Regions from separate parts of the Homo sapiens genome. Here region 1 is linked to region 2. A link is a loop called in an ENCODE intact Hi-C map of the cell type or tissue named here. Cell type or tissue: Calu3. All regions are shown on one strand. Each heading gives the region's core, and the rest is flanking DNA. Links, peaks and the distances in the headings are about the cores only.

Evidence for each region. Hi-C counts contacts between places; a loop is a spot of excess contacts. Peaks named below come from ENCODE experiments on the same cell type or tissue, not always from the same donor. Only the 100,000 strongest peaks of a DNase experiment are listed, where the experiment ranks them.
Region 1: a loop joins it to region 2, with 4 times the contacts of the local background. A loop is called at or near these places in 20 of 110 quality-filtered maps.

Annotation. Positions count from the first base shown.
Region 1 is chr1:113,835,693-113,840,091 of GRCh38, reverse strand. PTPN22 (protein tyrosine phosphatase non-receptor type 22) reads left to right here. Exons shown (of 21, transcript NM_015967.8): 12 at 1,472-1,548; 13 at 1,685-2,502. All of the region lies in intron 3 of AP4B1-AS1 (AP4B1 antisense RNA 1), which reads right to left. Among named protein-coding and RNA genes, the nearest start is that of AP4B1-AS1, 25 kb to the right of the region's middle. In Calu3, for the core only: no CTCF peak of the experiment used is centred there; no DNase peak of the experiment used is centred there.
Region 2 is chr1:113,885,706-113,890,104 of GRCh38, reverse strand. It overlaps BCL2L15 (BCL2 like 15), which reads left to right and starts at 2,524. Exons shown (of 4, transcript NM_001010922.3): 1 at 2,524-2,856; 2 at 3,447-3,568. The coding sequence starts at 2,730. The region is part of intron 3 of AP4B1-AS1 (AP4B1 antisense RNA 1); the gene reads right to left. In Calu3, for the core only: no CTCF peak of the experiment used is centred there; no DNase peak of the experiment used is centred there.

The sequences.
Region 1 (4,399 bases), core at 245-4,244, 50 kb after region 2:
TTACAGGTGTGCACCACATGCCCGGCTAATTTTTATATTTTTAATAGAGACGGGCTTTCACCATGTTGGCCAGGCTGGTTTCAAACTCCTGACCTCAAGGGATCCACTCACCTTGGCCTCCCAAAGTGCTGGGATTACAGGCGTGAGCCACTGTGCGCAGCCTTTTTTTCCAATTTGAATGCTTTTTTTTTTCTTGCCTAAGAACAAAATTAATTAAAAAAATTACTTTGGCTAGAACTTTAGTACTATGTTGAATAGAAGTGGTAAAAGTTGGCATTCTTGTCTTGTTTTTGATCTTAGGGGAAAGTTTAAGTCTTTCATGTATGAATATGATGTTAGTTATGGGTTTTCATATATGGCCTCTATCATGTTGAGAACATTTCCTTATATTCCTATTTTGTTAAGTGATTTTAACATGAATTTTGTCAAACGCTTTTTCTGCATCAACTGAGATGTTCAAAATGGATTTTAACATCTCTGAAATGAAGATATATTTTATAATCAATTATATTTTAAGATTCTATGAACCACAATAACATATTTCATAATATGATAATTGCTATAAAAAATAAGGATTGGGAAGCTGAGGTGAGAGGAGGACTTGAACCCAGGAGGTCAACACCGCAGTGAGCCATGTTTGTGCCACTGCACTCCAGCCTGGGTAACAGAATAAGACCCTAACTTAATTCAAAAAAAAAAAAAAAGATTGAGGCCAGGCACTGTGGTACACACCTGTAGTGTCCCAGCTACTTGGGAGGCTGAGGTAGGAGGACTGCTTGAGCCCAGAAGTTTGAGGCCAGACTGGGCAATACAGCGAGGCCCTGTCTCTTAAAAAAGAAGAAGATTGAGCATGGCTGGACAGGGGAAGAAATGTGATTTTAGGTTGGGTGGTCAGGGAAGGTTTCCTTATGCAGATGACAGTTAAGCAGAGATCTAATTACTTAGAAGGAGCCAGCCATGCAAAATTTGGAGCAAAAATATATTAATCAGGGGGAATAGTAAGTGTAAAAGCCTTGACTTGGAAATAAGTTTGGCATGCTAAAGTAATGGCAAGAAAACCAGTATACCTAGAGCATAGTGAGGAGGAAAAGAGTAGAACAAGATGAAATAGGTCCAGAGACCTAATAAGTACCTGTAAAGGGCTGAGATGCTGAAATTTCTAAAGGCAGAGTGTTTTTGAGACTAAAGTTACCCACCAAAGAACATTTTTAAAACTCCCACATTTGAAAAGATGATGATATACACAAATCCTTTCTAGTTTCTATAATACTATTAATCCTTTATTCTGGCCATCTCAGTATATGAACGAGTTCTTGCTGAGTTCAATATTTTGGAAGCTAATCTAACTCTTTCATGAATTATTTTAAATCTTTTTATTTCCTGAAAAATTACTTTTCAGCCTTCTAAATATTAAAATATCTTATTGACATTGCTTCACTGAAAACCAGCCTCTGACTTATTTCTTTTAAAGAGTCAAGCAAAGCATTGTATTCCTGAGAAAAATCACACTCTCCAAGCAGACTCTTATTCTCCTAATTTACCAAAAAGGTGAGTACAATTTTATATATCTAAATGTTGACTAATTGTGTCTGGGAGATGAATCTCATGCTTATACATCATTGTGATGCTAGGAAGCGGCCTGTTTGGGGTATGGTGTCATCATTACGCTTTCTTTTTGTTTTAGTACCACAAAAGCAGCAAAAATGATGAACCAACAAAGGACAAAAATGGAAATCAAAGAATCTTCTTCCTTTGACTTTAGGACTTCTGAAATAAGTGCAAAAGAAGAGCTAGTTTTGCACCCTGCTAAATCAAGCACTTCTTTTGACTTTCTGGAGCTAAATTACAGTTTTGACAAAAATGCTGACACAACCATGAAATGGCAGACAAAGGCATTTCCAATAGTTGGGGAGCCTCTTCAGAAGCATCAAAGTTTGGATTTGGGCTCTCTTTTGTTTGAGGGATGTTCTAATTCTAAACCTGTAAATGCAGCAGGAAGATATTTTAATTCAAAGGTGCCAATAACACGGACCAAATCAACTCCTTTTGAATTGATACAGCAGAGAGAAACCAAGGAGGTGGACAGCAAGGAAAACTTTTCTTATTTGGAATCTCAACCACATGATTCTTGTTTTGTAGAGATGCAGGCTCAAAAAGTAATGCATGTTTCTTCAGCAGAACTGAATTATTCACTGCCATATGACTCTAAACACCAAATACGTAATGCCTCTAATGTAAAGCACCATGACTCTAGTGCTCTTGGTGTATATTCTTACATACCTTTAGTGGAAAATCCTTATTTTTCATCATGGCCTCCAAGTGGTACCAGTTCTAAGATGTCTCTTGATTTACCTGAGAAGCAAGATGGAACTGTTTTTCCTTCTTCTCTGTTGCCAACATCCTCTACATCCCTCTTCTCTTATTACAATTCACATGATTCTTTATCACTGAATTCTCCAACCAATATTTCCTCACTATTGAACCAGGAGTCAGCTGTACTAGGTAAGTTATTTTTTAAAGTTTGCATAGAATTTTAGATTTCATTTTGTTTCTATAGAATAGTTGGTTTCTTCTCCTCTTCCCTCTTCTCCTCTGCTTCTTCTCTTTCTTTCTTTTTTCTCTTTTTTTTCTTTTTTTTTTTTGAGATGGAGTCTCGCTCTGTCACCCAGGCTGGAGTGCAGTGGTGCAATCTTGGCTCAATGCAACTTCCGCCTCCAGAGTTCAAGCAATTCTCCTGCCTCAGCCTCCTGAGTAGCTGGGATTACAGGCGCGCGCCACCACGCCCGGCTAATTTTTGTATTTTTAGCAGAGATGGAGTTTCACCATGTTGGCCAGGATGGTCTTGATCTCTTGACTTCGTGATCTGCCTGCCTCGGCCTCCCAAAGTGCTGAGATTACAGGCATGAGCCACCACGCCTAGCCTGCTTCCTTCTCTTTCTTCTTCCTGCTACTCCTCAAATAAATACATTCCAGGAGTGTTTTAATGCTGTAATAAGTTGAAAATAGCAACATCAAACATAATATTCCATGAAACAGGCAACAATGGAGGCAATCAAGATCTGGTACAGGATCTGTACCAGCAGGAGTGCTTCTAAAGAAGGCACGCCTCATTTCTAGAAATGTATATCAAAGGCTCACAATATACTGTTTTTTAAAAATATTTTTTGAAACAGAATCTCACTATGTTGCCCATGCTGGAGTGCAGTGGTGTGGACATTGCTCATTGCAGCCTTGATGTCCTGGGCTCAACCAATCCTCCCACCTCAGCCTCCCAAGTAGCTGGGACCACAGGGACACGCCACCATGCCTGGCTAATTTTTTTTTTTTTTAGAAATGGGGTCTTGCTATGTTGCCCAGCCTGGTCTTGAAAATCTGGCCTCAAGCAATCCTCCCACCTTGGCCTCCCAAAGTGCTGGGATTACAGGTGCAAGCCACCACACCTAGCTTCAGAATTTACTCTTAACATATAGAAGCAGCTTCCAAAGGAAGAGCAGAAAAAAATTTGATCAATAGCACCCAGATTTTTTGTTGCACAATTATGTGGCTAAAATGAGTTGAACATATTGCTAAAAATTGAATTATCTTCCTGCAGGATTTGGAAGGGGAGAACCTGATTTCTTGCTCTTTTGTAGTAATCTCGTAGATGACAATACATGTTTAGTATTTTGTGTAAAAATTTTATCATATGTATACCTTTACTTTCATGTTTTGTCTCTTTTATAATTCTGTATTTTTGCATATAATGCATATTGTTCTGTTTTACTGATTAGTTTGAAAGTAGAAATGAGCACCCTGTTAGAGATGATGACAATAATTTGATGTGGAAGATGATGAGGGAAAGCAATGAACAAGTTTAACTCCCTTAGGTATATCATCAAATAATTTGTAAAGCACATTCTACATAGATAGGAGGTGGAGAAAACTTTTGCTCTATAACATTATTTATTGTAGAGTTTCTTAATAAATAGTTGTGTAGATCATTTGTAGCTTTGTTGCAAAAATATCTTATCTGGATCTAAGATGTTCCTTCTGTGATTAGATTATTTTATACATTTTTAAACATTTAAATGTATTTTCTTTTCTTATACCTTAAACTTCTCTGAGCATCTGCATCATTAAAAAACAGAGCGAGACTCCGTCTCAAAAAAAAATTAATTAATAAAAACATACCCTTATTTTCAGGGATTGTAACAATATCGTCATGTGCCATCTGGTGGCAGTTTCTTGTAATACCATTTAAAATGTTTAATAAAAACTGAATGTTTGTATAGAAATACAGAAGACTATCCTATACTGTTGTTTTGTAAAATGGAAAAATACCCATATTCTTGAATTTTGTATAGAATGAAGAGATACTGAAATCTTTATGATTTTACCTAATGTATAACTGAACCTTTTA
Region 2 (4,399 bases), core at 277-4,276:
GGGCAAGCTATTTAATACCAGCTGGATGGTCTCATAAATATTTTTATTTTTTATATATTGTTTTGGGAGTATGTCACAAATGTATTTTTTAGAATCCTTCAACTGTCAGTGGCTAGCTCTAATGTGAAAGGAGGTTAGCCTAGAATTTTCTCTGAGTGCCCGCCCTTCTGATGTTAAAAGTCTGAAGCCTACTTAGTAATAATGAGGTTTCAGCCCTTTTGCCTCTAGAGAGAATGAGCGACAGATAATGACAAATGAAAATAGCACTTTAGCTACATGGGAACATAATTTGTGTTCTTACTCCAAAAGCAATTTATGATCATTTTTAAAAATTAAGACTTTTTAAGAGCAGTTTTAGGTTCAAAGCAAAATTGAAACAAAGGTACAGAGATTTCCCATATACCCTCTGCCCCAACACAAGCATAGTCTTCTCTGTTATCAACATCCTCAATCAAAGTGGTACAATTTGTTGTAACTGATGAACTTACCTCATCAATTATTACCCAAAGTCCAATTACCACCCAAATTCCTCCTCATCTTTTCATGGCCTGATCTTTTTTTTTGAGACACAGTCTTGCTCTGTCACCCAGGTTGGAGTGCCATGGTGCCCTCTCAGCTCACTGCAAACTCCGCCTCCCAGGTTCAAGCAATTCTCCTGCCTCAGCCTCCTGAGTAGCTGGAATTACAGGCGTGAGCCACCGCGCCCAGCCAGCTCATTTCTTTTTAGCACTAAATAATGTCTATTGTCTGTATGTATCACAGTTTATTTATTCATTTACCTACTGAAGGACATATTGGTTGCTTCCAAGTTTGGGCAGTTATGAATAAAGCTGCTATAAACAACCATGTGCAAGTTTTTGTGTAGATAAGTTTTCAGCTCCTTTGGGTAGATACCAAGGAGTATAATTGCTAAATCATATGGTAAGAGGATGTTTAGTTTTGTGAGAAACTGCTAAACTCTTCCAAAGTGGCTGTACCATTTTGCATTCCTACCAGCAATGAATGACAGTTCCTGACCCACATCCTCACCAGCATTTGGTTTTGCCAGTGTTCTGGATTTTGGCCATTTTAATAGGTGTGCAGTGGTTGTATGTGTTTTAGAATGGAACAGAAAACACAAGATTGGCTTTGATATTTTGCAAGATAGAAATTCCATTCTGAACAACTGACTTACTGTTTATGCTTGAATCTTTTTTTGTTTTTTTTTTTTTTGGAGACAGAGTCTTGCTCTGTCACCCAGGCTGGAGTGCAGTGGCGTAATATCGACTCATCGCAACCTCCGCCTCCCAGGTTCAAGCGATTCTCATGCCTCAGCCTCCTTAGTAGCTGGGATTACAGGCATGCACCACCACGCCCAGTTCATTTTTGTATTTTTTAGTAGAGATGGGTTTTGCCATGTTGGCCAGGCTGGTCGTGAACTCCTGACCTCCGGTTATCTGCCCGCCTCAGCCTCCCAAAAGTGCTGGGATTACAGGTATGAGCCACCATGCCCGGCCTATGCTTGACTCTTTTATTAGTTGGAGCTGTTAATATTAATAACTTCACCAGGTCAGACAGGTTGAGTGGTAAGTTTGCTGATAGGTTTGATGGCTGCTTCTGAGACCCAGACCCAAAATCTAGGTTTAGCTACGTTAAGAAGGCAACCACTACAGATAAGTGTCCAATCATGAGATCTCTTAAAACAATGATGGAGTCCAACCCTGTTAGGAAAATCCTTTTGCTAGACAGAGAATCTCAGATCTCTTTCCTCCTGGTCATTATGTCTTGGGCTAAAAGGAGGACATTTAACATTTATTGTATGCCAAACAGTGCTAGGCCATTCCGCATGTTATCTTATTTAATCCTCATAATTTATCTATGAAATATTTTCTGTTGTCCCCATTTATAATTCCAAGTTGTTTTTTTTTAACCTTCCCAGACTTTATATCTGCTACCTCTCCGCCTAGAATAGTGTTATGCCTCCTTTTTGCATAATGAATGCCTACTTATTCCTCAGAGCTCATGTCAGATGGTACTATTTTAAGGAAGCCTTCCCAGTCCCCTAGGTTTGTTTCCCTATTAAACTGATCAAAGGCTTGATTCCCTGTTACACTTCACTGATCAAAGTGCACTGATCTCAATAGCACAAATAACAATGCGATTACTCATTTAATATCTGTCATTTCTGCTGAAGTGTAAGCTTCATGAGCACAGTAACTGTGCCTGTATCATTTTTCTATGTTACTTGTAGTGCCAACTATAGTTCCTTGTTCAGTAAGTAATTATTATATGATTATGGCAAATAAATTCCATAAACAGAAGTTGAACGCTGGTCCACTGTAACTTCAAAACCTTCCTTCAAATTATACCATGTGCAGGACCTAAGAAGTCGAGGAAGTATTTCTTAATAAAATTACTCCAGAGGCTCTTCCTGAACTCTATTTCAGTTCTAGGTTGGCTACCTAACGATAAAAGTTAAGCATTAATTTTATGTGGTTAGGGTGTGGTCTGAGATAGAGAACCTAAAGTCTTTAAAGTCTCCCCAGTTCCAAGTAGGTAATCCTTCTGAGAAGTCCCACCTTTCTGAGCAGCTGTGTTTGAAGAAAGCTAGTGGGAAAAGTTCCAGGATTACATGTCAGGAAACTACAAGAGGTAGAAACATTTGTTGATTTACCAGTGTTTTTAACTTCCTGCTGGGCTGAAAACTGCTTGTTTCGTGGAAAAGCAAAACTTGACAGCAAACATCTAAAATGAAGAGCTCCCAAACTTTTGAGGAACAAACGGAATGCATTGTGAACACTCTACTCATGGACTTCTTGAGCCCAACATTGCAGGTTGCCAGCCGGAACCTATGCTGTGTAGATGAAGTAGATTCAGGTAAGGTTCCTGCCCTAGGCGGTGATTGCAGGTCAATAAGAGTATGTTTTCAGCCGGGCGCAGTGACTGATTCCCGTAATCCCAGCACTTTGGGAGGCCAAGGTGGGTGGATCACCTGAAGTCAGGGGTTTGAGATCCGCCTGGCCAACGTGGTGAAACCCCATCTCTACTAAAAGTAGAAAAATTAGCCAGGTGTGGTGGCTCATGCCTGCAGTCCCAGCTACATGGGAGACTGAGGCATGAGAATTGCTTGAACCTGGGAGGCGGAGGTTGCAGTGAGCTGAGATCACGCCACTGCACTCCAGTCTGGGCGACAGAGACTCGGTCTCAAAAAAAAAAAAACAGTATATTTTATTTATTTCCTTTAAGTTTCAAAAGGCAAACTCTAAGCTTTCAGTAACACCTAAAGCGAAAGAGGTTCTCAATGAAGGGAAACTTTCTGACTATTGGTGTTGACAGAACATTTAAGCTCTTGGGAGATCATGATATGAAAATTATTTAAAAGACAAGACAAATTTTTCTCATTGCCCAGATTCCTGGGACTTGCCATTGCTTCAAGCATTGTAACAAATGTGTTCCCTCTGTCATAGGAGAGCCTTGTTCTTTTGATGTGGCTATCATTGCTGGTCGCCTTCGGATGTTGGGTGACCAGTTCAACGGAGAATTGGAAGCTTCTGCCAAAAACGTCATTGCAGAAACCATTAAGGGACAGGTCAAGTTTCTACTTCATGCTATTGTTTGCTGCTTTTTTTTCTATTTCAAACTTCCTTTTCTTACTACTCCCATACTACAGTGACTAGGAATGTTCTATGAAAATATTTGGGTGCTTATATTTCAAGGAAGTATAGCAAGAATTCTCCAATTGCTAAAACCTAAGTGGTACAGAGATGGAAAATTTTGGGCATAGGCTGATGAACCTTCAGTTTGTCTCTACTTGGTCTTCATCACAGCTGTTGTGCTTAGTGTGCACAGAGCACATTTATAACACTTTATTCTTGGCAAAGTATAGTATCTTTTTTTTTTTTTTTTTTTTCAGACAGGGTCTTACTGTGTCACCCAGGCTCAAGTGCAGTGGTGTGATCTCAGCTCACTGCAGCCTCCACCTCCTGGGCTCAAGCGATCCTCCCACTGCAGCCTCCTGAGTAGCTGGGACTTCAGGCAAGTGCTACCATGCCCATCTATTTTTTTTATTTTTTTATTTTTAGTAAAGATGGGTTTTTGCCATGTTGCCCGGGCTGGTCTTGAATGCCTAAGCTCAGGTGATCCACTCACCTCGGCCTCCCAAAGTGCTGGGATTATAGGCGTGAGCTACCACACCCAGCCTATGCTTTTTTTTTTTGAGATGGAGTCTCACTCTGTCACACCCAGGCTGGAGTGCAGTGGCGCGATCTCGGCTCACTGCAACCTCCACCCACCGGGTTCAAGCAATTCTCCTGCCTCAGCCTCCCAAGTACCTGGGACTACAGGGGTGAGCCACCGCGCCTGGCCCATCTGGGCGGATCACCTGAGGTCAGGAGTTCCAGACCAGCATGGCCAAAATGGT